Linked DNA regions of Mus musculus: region 2 is linked to region 1. Evidence: chromatin contacts called from ENCODE Hi-C data. All regions are on one chromosome and are shown on one strand. The core of a region is the stretch at or near the end of the contact, and the rest is flanking DNA. Distances in the headings are between cores, read along the strand shown.

Evidence for each region. A loop is a pair of places that touch in the nucleus more often than their neighbours do.
Region 2: a map of v-Abl transformed pro-B cells shows a loop between it and region 1 (2.4-fold over the local background). The contact joins the promoter of Klri2 here to the promoter of Klrd1 in region 1. A Hi-C loop is called at or near these places in 3 of 37 maps with a recorded cell type or tissue (T-helper 17 cell and v-Abl transformed pro-B cells).

What each region holds. Positions count from the first base shown.
Region 1 is chr6:129,587,026-129,594,356 of GRCm38, forward strand. Klrd1 (killer cell lectin-like receptor, subfamily D, member 1) reads left to right here and starts at 4,785. Exons shown (of 6, transcript NM_010654.4): 1 at 4,785-4,812; 2 at 6,465-6,557; 3 at 6,703-6,765. The coding sequence starts at 4,806.
Region 2 is chr6:129,737,002-129,744,332 of GRCm38, forward strand. Klri2 (killer cell lectin-like receptor family I member 2) reads right to left here and starts at 3,483. Exons shown (of 6, transcript NM_177155.4): 1 at 3,204-3,483; 2 at 2,067-2,159; 3 at 1,858-1,926. The coding sequence starts at 3,417.

The DNA of each region.
Region 1 (7,331 bases), core at 3,535-6,034:
TGGGCTCAAATGTTTCCTGTGGCCACATGTTGCTAGAATCTCATCAGTGTTGCAGTTACAGCGATAATCAACCACAGTCACACTTACAAAGCTCACTATGTCCCCTTCTTTCTTCCTTACTTTGTCTTCTGCTTCTTGGCCATGGCTATTCTATTCCAATAACTTTTGCAATAGCATTTTATTTTCAAGGCAGAACATTCATCCTGTCAACCACCCTCTCTTTCTCCCCTAGAATACATTATGACAGCAAGGCTTGGACTATTGTTTCAGGTGATGGTACTTCTGTGGTTGGAAGTATTCAGCAGTATACAGTGATATATATATCAGGCCTACCTTTTATATTCATGGAGTGAACTGAGCTATTGACTTAAGCCAGATCCAAACAGTGTGGAATCCAGAGATTGACTACAAACAATTACTTTCATGTATCAGACCCATTCCCCCCCGCCACATCTAGTTTAAAACATAGTATAATTAAATCCTTTTAAAGAGTCAGTTTTCAAACTTTCTGTAGCAAGTGATTACTGGCCATTGTCCTGACCCAGGCACACTAGCAGATACCTGTTGTCTCAGCACTTAGGAGGTTGAGATAGTAGAATTACCTCCTGGACTTCATAGTGAGCTTCAGGATACTGTGAACCTGAGATGCAGTGAGACCCTGTCTAAATATAACGAAATGTGTGAATTGATACTCACTCCACACGTGAGAAGTTTGTCTCCTAAGGCTGCATGTTGAGCTCTTTAGGTGGCCTATCTGATTCTTAGTCTCTGTCTGCATACTTGTGTGCCTTTTGTTCTTAGTTAGGGAATCTCTGTAGTTGCCACATTCCATTTTCCTCCTGCCCAGTTTTCCTTAGCAGACAGTGACCTGGTTAACAAGCGAGATGATCTGCTGAAAGGCAGAAACAGACTCAGTGCTATGGCACTGACACTCATTCCATGCAAATGCTTGAGCTTTGGATGTCAAGAGCTGGCCAATCTGTCAACCTTGCTGTGATATTTCAGAATGAGGGCCCAAAGACACAGCAAACTCACCACAGATAAACTATTTTCAGTTACCCAAGAGGTGAAGAGAGACAGCTCTTTCAGGAAGCTCTCACATCTGCTTAGATGGCCTCTGTGGTGGACTAACGAAATAGAAGAGTACATTTAGGATTGAAATTACTAAGAAAATTGTATATATTGCATATGCTTTTTTCCCTTTGGCTTTATAAACATCCGTATACTCTAACTGAGGAGAATGTGAATTATTTTGTCTAAGTTATCACTATGTTATATTAATATGAACACTTGTGTGAAGAAATCACTCTTAGGTAAAATAGTCACCTAGACAGGGTCGGCACTCAGAAGGAACATCAACATCCCACACTTGTATGACATCACTTCTCCTCCAGGGTAAGTAAACTGACTGAACAAGGTGTGGGCTGCTGCTTTTATTTTCTTAATTATCTGTTTAGCTCCACATGAGAAGTGGGATTCTTGCTACTTTTAATTCATTGTGAATACAGAAAGGTGGTAGTTTATTGTGTAATGACTCTGGTTAATATCTATGACTAAATCTGCAAATAGGATTGAAACTGTAAAATGATATTATTGCATTTGTTAAAAAATAAGACAGTAACAAGCACCCAAAATATAACTGCAAAATTAGTACACAGTATATCAGAGGGCAAGTTGAACTTGGTACTGAATTAGAATGGCAAGCACTTCTATTCTGCATATACTTTCTTGCCTTAATGGCAGGTACTGGGTGTTCATTACTAAAGGGCTTTAAAGAAGTACAGCGAAAGGTCATGAAAGAAGTCTTAGTAAATTCTTTGAAATGGCCTATGGCAGGGATGAATGACTCGAGGCTTAATTAAAATCATATCAGAATCTTAAACTTCGGAAAAATGTTCAGAGATAGGACAAAATCCTTGTTGCTGGGTATATTTGTATGATTCTTTTTACATACAGATACCATTATGGGTAATTCTTTTTCTATCAGTAAAATAGTGGAATGCCAAAATACTTCATTAAGAGATACATACATTAGTGTACAAATATATATATATATATATATATATATATATATATATATATATATATATATATTTATATTTATATTCATGCACATGTGTATTGAAGTGAGACATACAAGCCAAACACTAAATTGGCATAAAATGTTTTAAATTCTCCTCTATTGAACCAAATCATTCACACAAAAATTGGCCAACATTGGTAAAATTTTATGTTTATCCCAACTTTCCATAATAAAAACATACTTTTGATTAATAAACTATTTGGTAATTATTATTTCCTACACTATAAACAAATACATTATGTGGTCACGATTACAAAAAGGTATACACTATGTGTGGTTTTGTACATATATGCACAAATCAGCATCGCCTTGAGATGATTGTTACTGTTCTGTTCTGAGTGATTCAGAAACTCCAGGGCTGAAAGTAGTACTCACATCCATGACATTCAAGCCACCCAGAGTTTCTGATCCACTGACCACAGGAAGTGTCTACTTGGCCCACTCAGGCATAAAGCAGAGGAAGGAGTTTATGGATAACTTGCATGTAGGCAGGAGTAAGCTCACATAGGTTTTGTTCCAGGTGTGTATCTTTTAAAATCAGGAAAACTAAACTATAGTGTTAGAAGTCAATAGATGATGCTAAAATACAGAAAGAAGAGGGAAGTGACTAGACAGACAACTGGAGAGTGAACTCTGAAAATGTTTTGTTTTTTGGTTTGTGGACAAGGAGAAGGGAAATTTTTATAAAAAAAAAGGGGGGTATGACAATAAATTTATGATTAACAAAAGAAGATAGTAACATATTTTGAAAGATACCTATATTTCTGTGAGAATTAAATGGCCTTAGTCATCAATAAAACACATTTATACAACTTTCTTAGTCTTCCCTATTTCAATACACACACACACACACACACACACACACACACACAAATATATATTAGTTGAGACTGGCTTTGAACTCTCACCTGTGCTTTTCACATACTGGGATAACAAGTATGTGCCATAATTCCTGGCAAGAAATGATACTCCATCGAATTTGAAAACTAACATAGCCTAACGAAAATATGTAATATGTAAGGGATTTAACAAGCAAAACCTACTAGAGTTTATGAGGGTTTTTCATCACCATGATTACAAGTGACTTTATGGCAGGCCAGAATCTTCCTTTTCAGGAAGCCTCCTTAATGGAGTGTGCTTTGTAGCCTGGTGCACAATGGGAGGGCACAGTCTTTACAAGCACTGAAAAAAAAATAAGTATCTCCATTGGGATGCTTTTACCAAGCTGTTGTACAGTCTAGGTGCACATGTCTAGGTATAGAGAACTCTCCATTGCTCACATCTTCAGTGGGCATTAAATTCCCTTTCTCGGATCTTTCCTCAATCTTTCAAAGATGTAATTATTAAAGTCACCACTTGCTTTGAACAAATTCTCTTTGTTCAAAGAGCAGTAGACTTAAGAGCAGGGGAAGCAGAGGGAAGAGATGAACATTGGAAGAATTTATTATTATCTGAAACAGATTCAGTGAAGCTCAATATCCCACTGAGTATTATGTGAGTTATGAGATGCTCAACACCCTATGTTCTGTGATCTCAATTCCAATGTTACTGAACTGTATCAAATCCTGATTTATTTCCTTAAAGGCCAGCCTGGTGATAATTTGTCAGCACTGTGTACTCCCATGTGTTGGAACATCAAGGTTTCCAGAAGTTTTAAGAGAAAAAAAAAAGTAAAGGTCATATATATAGGGGTGTATACAGTATTTGTCCAGAGTTTATCAGATATTCAAGAGAGATGATTGGGGAACATGAGATGTGTGTTGAGTGGAGATGAGTAGGAGGGATGGCAAGGAGTGTAAACAATTCATTTACCTGTGTACAAAATGAGAGCAAAATCAAGGATAGCTAGTAGTTTAGAAAGAATTAATGGGAAGATTAAAAGTGTGTGTTGGGGAGAGAGAGATGGGAAGAGAGAAGGTGGGGAGAGGGAGAGAGATCAGGGAAGAAAGAAAAGTGAGAAAACACAATAATACTGAATTCTTTCTGGGTCTTGCTGACTATGGTTGGGGTCAGTGATCAGGGAGCAGAAACACAGAACAAGTATTGGATATCCCAACAGTTTGTACTAAAGATGGGAAATATCAACCCAGAATGTGCAAGTCCAAGGATGTGCTTGGTTTGAGATAAATTCCATGTATGCTTTGGTAAAAGACTGGGCATCAAGCTTAAGTAACCTTAGTCAAATCAGCACTTCTGTGCCTCAGTTTCCCCACTATCAAATTTGGTATTTTCTTTATTAAGCGATCAGATAATATGTGATTTAAAATTTGTTTAACACAAAATAAATAAGTATTTCTTTATTTTGAAGGTAGTAATTCTGTGTGGGATTTTATGATACCAAGTGAGTTTACCATGGTTTATACACCTCTCCATTATTTTCTAAACTGCTTTTAGGGACGACTTTGATGTGTGCACATTGAAAACAATCTTCCTCCAACCTTATTTTGCTGTGGTGTTTTGTACCAAAACTAAAAGAGCAAATTTCCTGTGTGCAGTGGTTCCTGGGTCTTGTTCAAAGCTTGCAGTCTTTCTTCTGCTCATTCCCACTGTGCATCTGTGTCCCACCAACAGATGATTCAATAGCACCGCCACAACACACAGTGTTTCTTCCTCTTTTAATGCTTACTGTCTCCTCCGTAGCTTCCTGCTCAGCCCTGTGGTCCACACCGTTCTTTAAAAAGCACAAACACATCTCTGCACCATCCTTGGAACATCACTTCTCATGGCAGGTATGTGTGCCCCTGTCAGCAGATGTAATAGTAGTGATAAAATAATAACCAGGAAGGATGCCTCTTGTATTAACTAACTTCAAGGAGGGTTTAAAAAAATAAAACAGAAAGCATATAATCTGCAGTAGATATTTTTAGACTTTCTGTGCTTTGATGCTTTCTGTGTTCATTGTTTTCTCGATTCTGTGTTTTGAAACTTGAACATGATTTTATGAAGTGCATACTTTTGTAAACTTTTCCTAACTGAGTTAGCAAGTGGTGTCTATTAGGCATCATGTTAAATTCAGAATAAAACAGAAATTAAATTGATCAACACACACCATATTTCTAACATGGGGACAAAGATGGCCAAATATAAAGGACACTTAAAACTTTATAACTTTTCTTGCTGTGTTGTGGCCTTGCAAAATCACTCAGGCTCACTGACACTGTGTGCTGTTGTTAGCAGTAGAACTATTTTTGACAGTATTGCGTTACTAATACAGATTCTTCTCATATCGAAATATCTTAGCCAATAGGCAAGTGATTTTGAATATGACCTAACATAATGTTTAAGAACAGAAATTCAAAGGCTGGCTTTGTGTCATAATTCAAGGTGCTGTTAATTGAACCCAGATCCTCAATTTATGCTTGTTATGGAACCTCCTGCCATACCAGGTCTAGAAGGTTCCTTTTTATTTTCCTGCAGACATTAACAAACCACTAATCAAAAAATGGTCTGTGTTCAAAGGGACCCCATTCCATCATGGTATTCTCCTGACAAGGATGGTATATAATAAATAACAGACTCTAGGTCTTGACAATATTCTGTTTGGTTTTGAGTGGGCCCTTACTAACTTTATATCTTAAGAAAATAGCATTGTGATTACTGCCCCTCCCCCTTTAAAAAATCATCTCTTTAACACAAAACTTTTTATTCATGACATTCTTGAGAGAAAAAAATGATTATTAAGCAAGCCCACCAAGCGTCATGACTGCTTGTGGATCTATTCTAACCATAGAGATAAGTTTCACTGCTGATTTAAAGAGTCAGAGGTAAATGACTCTAATGAGGCAGAAAATATGTATGAATAACCTCATCAAAGAACAAGGTATACCACTTCAAAAGATTGCTAATGGGTGGTCTTCTGAAGGAACATCTTCGTTCTCCAGTGTTCCACTAGAGAGAGGTGTCTGCACCACTAAAGGAAGAAGTTTTCAGGTTCATTCTTAATGGTTTCTGTTCTTAAGAACGTCATCCACAATGAAGGAGCTAGAGAAAGTACCCAAGGATGGGAAGGGGTCTGCAACCCTATAGGAGGAACAACAATATGAACTAACCAGTAACCCCAGAGCTCGTGTCTCTACCTGCATATGTAGCAAAGGATAGCCTAGTTGGCCATAAATGGGATGAGAGGTCTTTGGTCTTGCAAAGATGATATGCCCCAGTATAGGGTAATGCCAGGGCCAGGAAGTGGGAGTGGGTGGGTTGGGGAGCAGGGGGAGGGGAAGGGTATAGGGATTTTTGGAGAGGAAACTAGGAAAGGGGATAGCATTTGAAATGTAAATGAATAAAATATCTAATAAAAAAAAGGAAAAAAAAGAACGTCATCTTCTATGTCTGCACTTTCATCTGTTAGTCATTAATGTATGTGTTTGGTATTTTTTTATAGTTTCTAGGATCACTCGGTGGAGACTGATGTCTGTCATCTTTGGAATAAAATGTCTTTTCTTGATGGTTACTTTGGGAGTTTTGCTGATAAATTGTAAGTGTTCCTAAGCAAGTATATAGGAAAAAAATCAACATTGTGATTAAATAATTTAATAATAAACATTTAATTTTTCTAATGTGTAATATTTTATTTCATAAATACATGTCAAACTAAGCAAGTCTATAATAATTTCTTATAGCATTTACTATACAGAACATTCAATCAACACCTTCTCCAACCACCACTGTAGAATTCCAGGAAGGTAGGTTCCATTTTTCTTTCTAAATCTTCATGACTCAGAGAGGATAAAACAGAGAAGCTCATTCTACAGCATGGTTTCATTGAGTAAAATGGTCCCCCCGCCCTTTTTTTGTTCTGTATTAAAATTACATTGAATGTAAGCAGCGTAAGACATACTTTATATAAACACTACATGCAGAGGTTCATTTTTTCCTCAGAGTTTTAGAAGTTTTGGACTGTGTTCTTCTGGGCCTGCCTGCCTTTTTTTTTTGCAGCTCAGTTGAGACATTGTGCCACGGTGGAAGCATGTGTGGGTGATCAGCCACTCATGTAGTAGCTAGAAAGCAAAGGGGAGGAAGGAGAAAATGAAGAGGAGAGCTGCCACTCTCCAAGTAAGAGCCTCCCCTAGCACCCTAGAAAGAACCACTGTACCCCACATTTAAAAGTCGGTGGTACTGCTGCCTTATCACAACTTGCATGCAAATTTTCTTACATATAGATCTTGGAGGAAAATCTCAGGTCCAAAGTCTCCCATAAAATTGTCATCATTCTCATAAAAAGAGAACGCTCTATTCTGAAGCAGAACAT
Region 2 (7,331 bases), core at 2,233-4,732, 150 kb after region 1:
GAAGAGAAAGCCACAAGAAAATTTAAATTTCTGAAAATAAACACAAATAAGTAAATAAATAAAAAATGTTGGAAAAACTCAGTGAACCAAAAACAAAACAAAACAAAAACAAAAACAAAAACCAAACCAGAACAAAACAAAAAGCCACAAGAAAAATATCATCATTAAATAAGGACAAATAGAAAAGAAAATGAACTGAACAAAGGTGAAGGGCCTGGTCAAGAAGTACCACATTCACTGCTATAATTCATGTGGGCAATCAATGGAAATGTAAGTACAGCTTTCATGCCTGAAAAAGAGTCAAAAGCTAAGTATCTGTGGGTAGAAGGATCAGAGAAAAATAAAATAAGGTGTAGAAAAATAGAGCATAAAATATGTTCAATTAAATTGTACCAGAAATGTACACAAAGAAAGACTACGAAATGAATGTCTAAGGACAAGAAGCATTCTGAACCCCAAATAGACTGGAGTAGAGAATCCCTGTGTGGAATAATATAATAATGATATAAAGAATAAATATAATGAAAGTATGTTAAAATCAGTGAGGAAAACACAACAGCAAATGTTAAAATGTGCCTGATTTTAACAAAAATCCTCAAAGTAAAGAAAGTGTGAGATAAGATAGCTAAAAACCCAGTAATAAATAACTGTTAGCCAACCAAGATTGTGGTAGTCACCAAAGGTATCTGTCAACAGCAATTGGGAAATTTTATGTACTTCAGGGCAAATACAAGCTAAAGCAATTTGTGATGATCAATTTGGCATTGTAAAAATACACAGAAATTGTAAGCATGGATTTGTAAGTAAAACAGAGTTAACCGACAGAAGCAGGAAAGAATACATTTCATGAGCTGTGCAAGTGGGTTAAATCAATTGCAAAAGACTCCATCATGTTTCATATAATCCGCAAAACAACTAATAAAGCTAGAGGTTGGGACAATAAGCGATAATCCAACTAATCAGATAAACAGCTAGTAAAACTACAGGAAGTAGGAATGTTTGAAAACTTTTCTACAGCTCTTTGTATATATTTGTGTGTGCATGCACATGTGCATGTACACATGTTTATGTGTTTACTTGTGGAGATCAGAAGACAGCTTCAAGTATCATCCTGTAGCTGCCCCTACCTTGTGTTGTGTGTGTTTTTGTTTGTTTATAAATTTTCTTTGCAGCTTGTGGATTTCTTGATTTACTTTTGAGACAAGATCTTTCACTGACTTATAACTCACCAAGAAGTGAACTCCAGAGTTTTGTTTTAACCATAATAGGGTTAGGATTACAAAAGCGATCTTGCATGGCTTCTTGACATGGGTTCTGGGAAGCTAAGATATTCATGCTTGAAATGCAAGCCCTTTACTGACCCACTTGTCTCCAAGGACATTTGTTTTTTATTTTCCTTATTTAATGTCTAAGAGAAGAGTTGCTTGGCTGTGGGCAAACTCTTCTTGCGTAGCATCCTGGCCATATTCTGACATGCCCGTCTTTTCATATTTTTTCCGTACTCATAGTATGAAGTCCTAACACTTGGGACTATGATTTATATTTGTTGCTAGTTAATTACAATACATTTGATATTGTTTTCAAGCTATCTAGATAAGGGGACAATGTCAATAGTTCATATTTGTATTCACTATACTTATACCTAACAATGAAATAAAACAGTATTCACTTTTATTTATAATAATTTAGATTTTTTTCACATTCTACTGTTATTTTTTTCTTTCCCTGAGGGGGAAAAATGAATATAGAACACTACATTTGTTCATCGTTCTCATTGAAGTCTGTGGATCTAAGGAAGAGTCTACCCTCCTCCCCAAAAAAAGTGCTGGAAATTAATTGTAAAAAACACATACTTACCATCATTCCTGTCACATAGAGGATCAAGAAGGGAGAACTTTCTGCTTTGTTTTTCTCCTTTAGAAAATACTGCAACAAAATTGCATCAGTAATAAATAGTATTTAGCATACATTTGCTAGTGCAATATAATATTTAGTCTTCATAGTGAGTTGCTATAGCAATAGTAGGCTGATTATAAGAAGAACAAATTCTTTTTATAGTTACTTACAGCTTGGAATCAAGAAGCCCACTTTTGTGACCAAAATAATGCATAACGTTGCTAAGATGACAGTTATCATTTGCCATGTTGTCAGCCAGGGATCTAGACACAACAGAAAGAAGACAGGAGAGAGTTTCTCACTTTTAAGGCTTGAAGACAATTTCTTCTCATTCTCCCGAGTCTTCATAATACTGTCTAATTTTTCAGAGGTCAATCCTGAAGTTTCTTGGTGGCCTTACCAGCCTACTTTATGCTCCAAAGTCCTTCATGTCAACTCCTTGTTGTTTTTCTTTCTACACATTGAAGTTCAGGGTTGGTTATCACTCTTCCTACTTTAATATGCTTTATTTCTAATTCTTCCCCATTGTAAATTCATGTCTCCTTGTTGTGATCCTTTCTTTGGTGATGAAATCTTGCAAGTTGCTTCTCTCTGATAAACATTTTCTCTCAGTAGTTTCTATCTGCAGTGCTGCCTTCTAACATCAGTCCTTCCTGCCCATCCCTATCTCCATGTTGGAGATCAGCAGCTTAAATACAATGTCTTTATGGTTTTTTCCCTCTTAGTTACTGAGATGCATCTGTTCATCTTCTGACTTTCACTGCATAAGCCAATAGGAAGAAACCGTTGTCTCATGGTAAATTTACTAAAATAAACAATCATTTAAACTAAGAATCTTGTTACCCTATATTCTAACATCATTCAACCCCTAAATTTGAATACCATTAACTCACTAAGTATGAAATCTTATAAGTTTTACTTCCAAAATGTTTTTACAATTTTTCTATAATATGCCATGTGTTTGTGTGGGGCTGAATTAGGCTAAATAGTATTTTTTTAAAATCAATAATTACTTTTAAAATAACATGGGGATAAATAGAAAGAATACAACTTCTATACAGTTATGTGTACCATTCCATCAAGTAATACAATCTCTTGAGACCTGAGTCATTGATATTTTAGGGGTAATAAACAGAGACTCTTTAAGCACTAATCTGTTTCATGGTAGTATTTTGAAATAGTTAAGATGCTAAAAATGCAGACATTTAGGATAGTGTCACAATCTAATGGTTTTGAGGAGATAACAACCCACATGCAAGAATTGAGATCTAGCCTTGACAAAATACATACAAAATATATTATCATACCTATTCCTTTGCCCACATCGAATCCTGTCCTGGGCTGGGGGTGGAATATTCTGTGAACTTTCAGTTCCTGTTTTTTCTGTTCTTCTCTCCACACAGTAGATCTCTGGTCTGTCTTCGAGGGTCTCTGCTTTTCTTGAAATGTGGGAGATTTTGTTCCTATGTTAATAATCTCCTGCTTGTTTGTTCCATGTTTAATATGCTTTTTCTTGTGCATTTTTTTTAGTCCTGAAAAGACTGGACTAGCTTCCTCTCAGTCTTGGTAACTTGCCTCTACTGCTCTGCAACATCTTCCATGCAAAAAAAAAAAAAAACATAAAGAGTACAGTTCTCACTTCCTACTGCACCAGTGAGAGATGCCCTAGTTCTGATACAGTCTATGCAGAGGGAACAATGACAAGTGCATCTGTGATGATAAAAGTAAATACACACTGACAATGAAAAGCTTGCTACAGGTATAATATGTTATTCTGTGAATCTCTCTCTCTCTCTCTCTCTCTCTCTCTCACACACACACACACACATTAGTTTACTTCAAGGAGTGGTGTGATTATAAAAATATTGCTGATCAAATATTTATAAATTATAGTTATATAATTTTATAGGGGGAGGAATTAAAATATCCACTACTTTAAAAATAGATGACAAAATAATTCATAGTGATAAAAATAAAAAGAAGCTGTTAAAATTCTATCTCACACAGAGTTGCATTACTAATTTCATATAGTTTTCACCCACAACCTTTAAATAAACAAAAATGTGTATATAAAAAAAGACATGATAAAAGACTGAAAAGAATAGATAAATTGTTTAAGCTTTAGGTATATGTAGAAGAGGAAAAGCTTTTAAATACATTTCGTTAATAATAAAATTACATACAAAAATTACAAAAGCTTTCTATCATTAATCGAAAAGAAGAAGAAATGCAAATGAAAAGGTCCATGATATGACATTCTTATCTGGAAAATCATCTGTAATTGCACATGTTGGAGAGCATGCAGGAAAACAAAATGGGTATCTTTGGCATATGCAACTAGATAAGATACTAACTGTATTGTGTCCATCTTTCTAGGAAAGATTTGTCAGAAAGTTCAGAAAGCTAAATAATATGTGCACCCTACTGATTGAACCACTGTAAACACTCATAAAATAGCAGTCTACTTATATATTGTCTGATAATTGGGAAGACTGACAGTTGTTGAAAGTGTAAAGTAAAGACTGGAGCTTAGAAATTCATTGTGTTTAGGAAGAGACCATCAGTACTGAGGTAAAATCTTGGAAGTGTTTTCTGAGAGCACATCGATGATGTGTACTTCTGGGTATCAGCTGAACTTGGTAGTGTAAGAGCCACCTAGATGGCACTAATTTTGAAAGAGTGAAGAAGTCATATAGAGCATCTGAGGCTTGGCACTGTGAGAAGCCCGAGAAGACTGTTGTCTGAGGTTATATCCTCAGTGACAACAGAAGACCTCATTCATTTAGAGATATTAGTACAATGGGATGACCAATAAGAACAGCAGCATTTTTGGAGTAGATTCTGCCTGAGCTTAGAGGCCAAGCTGTGTGTGCTGCAGACAGCAGACTAGTAAAGTGAGTCAAATCTCTTAGAGGAATTCATCAGATTGAGAATGAGCTCAAGACATTGAAAATTGAGTTATACTGTTGGAGATTGGTTTAGCTATGTTCACATTATGTCTTGACCTGCTTCTTCCCTATAGACAAACATTAGATGGAGTTTGGATCTTTTGTGGAAGATTTGGCAGAATGATTGAGGAACCCAGATGGGATAGAGGAACAACTAGTCTGCAGTCTTGCAGGCTCCCAGAAACTAAACCAGTAATCAAAGAGCATGCAAGAGCTTGACCTAACCCCAGCACATATTACATACAGAGCAGATATGCAGCCAGCATGGTCTTCAAGCAGGTCTTCCAACTATGGGAGTGGGTTTTTCCCTGATTGTGTTGGCTGCCTTGGTCATTTTCTTAATTACTGATTTATGGGGGAGGGCACAGCCCATTATTACCCCTGGGCTGGTGGTCCTGAATTCTCTAAGAAAGCAGGATGAGCAAGACATGAGGAACAAGTCAGTAAGCAGCACCCCTCCATGGCCTTTGAGTCATCCCCTGGCTCCAGATCACTGACCAGTTTGAGTTCCTGTCATGATTTCTGTGATGTAGAAGCATAAGCTCAATAACTCTTCTTCCCCTGCCACCAAAAACAGAAATGTCGAGGGCAAAAGAGGTAAACCAACTGCAAGACGATGGGACTCATCACTCTATTGCTTATAGAATGATCACATTCCATGACTTCATAAAAACTATTTCCCCTTAAGATATCCCTTCAGATGACATGAATGGGGTGTGATGTAACATCCAAAAATGACAGCTATCTGAAACATAGATGAAACAACTGAATAAAAGCAACTGCAAGCACCCACTGGAAGAGTCACACTGGATATGAGATCTTAGTTATGACCAAGATGTGTCAGACTAAGAAATTATGCTATTTTCCACTTTAAAAATATTCAGGCATGGTCAGGGAAGATGATTCAGCCTTTAAAGGTTAAACTCACAGCCAAAAATATTGAAGCGGCATTGTAGGTTATATAGACCTAAACATGATTCTGATCTCTAGTCCTGCCTCATTTGGGGTATTCCCAATACTGGGGACACTTGTCAGTCTTCACCCACTATCTCCTTTCTATACAGCTGGATAATTCTGTGACTCCATTTGACCTGTGCATCTAGGATGACTCTCCCCCTATAGAGAAAGGATGATTTAGGAGTCTATTTGAAAACCTCTTCCAACACTCTACACTGCTCTTTACCTATTTTGTCTTTTCTCGCTTAGTAAAATTGTAATTCTTTATAAATTTATATCTTGTCCGAGAAGCTAAGAGATTGTAGAATAGAAACAATTTCCTATGAGAAGAATTCAAGGTCATCAAACTGAAAAATTTGTTTTGACTCTGACAAATATGCTGTTATATAATTTCTGTTCATTGGACTCTCACAGATCTGAATTTTATTTTATTGCCTGTTCTCCATTATTGTCAAATCTCTGTTTATTCCACATTATCTTTCATTCTTAATGGATGAGTCATATCAGAAGAAAATAAGAGCCTGTAGGGTATCAGATGAACATACTCTTAGCCACTCCAAGCATGTTTGTATGTCAAGCCTTGATCCTCTCCTCTCAGTATACTGTGCACTTTTTCTCTGAAAAATGTCTGTCTCATCTCATCTGAAACCACCACACCTGTCTGGCAGATTTCACAAATAGTTTCCCCACTAACCTTCCTTTAAAATTCCATCCTTAGTTGTTGTCTTAGGCACTGTTCAAGTGTAGTGAAGAAACACCACTCTCAAGGCAACTCTTATTAAGGAAAGCATTCTGAGTGCTTGCTTACAGTTTCAGAGGCTCAGTCCATTATCATTACAGAAGAAAGGATGGCAGCCGGAGAAGTAGATGAAAGCTACATTCTGACCCATAGGCAGTAAGGAGAGAGAGAGAGAGAGAGAGAGAGAGAGAGAGAGAGAGAGAGAGAGAGAGAGAGAGAGAGAGAGAGAGAGAGAGCTCCTGTGATTGGTGTGGGATTTTGAAACCTCAAACCCCAAACCCATCTCAACCCAGTGACACACTTTCTCCAACAAGACTGCACCTAGACCAGTAACTGCATTTTCTCCTAATTCCTCTATTCTTAATTTTCTTTCTTCTTAATTTCATATAAGGATAAAGGCAAATTACACATTACATTTACACAAACAAATTATGCTGTACTTTTTCCTATTAACTTTTGTCTTGACATTTGACCTCATATGTTTTTGTGTTATGCGGAATCATTTCATTTTAACCTGAATGTCTTTTGCTAAGCAAGTATAGTTATAAGAAGTTTCCCAGTTTTGGTTTACCAGAACTTTTACATTTATCCTAATGTTTGTAGAGTAGTATAGTTTGAGAATAGTATACATTCATATAATGTATTTTAGTCATTTTTATTTCACAACTCCTCCCACAAATTCCTCCAAGAACCACCCTTTTGCCTCACCCTACAAACTCTGCTTCTTCTTTATTTGTTTTTATTTTTATAATCTACAGATTCCAGTTCATGGAGAAGGGGCTCTTCACTGA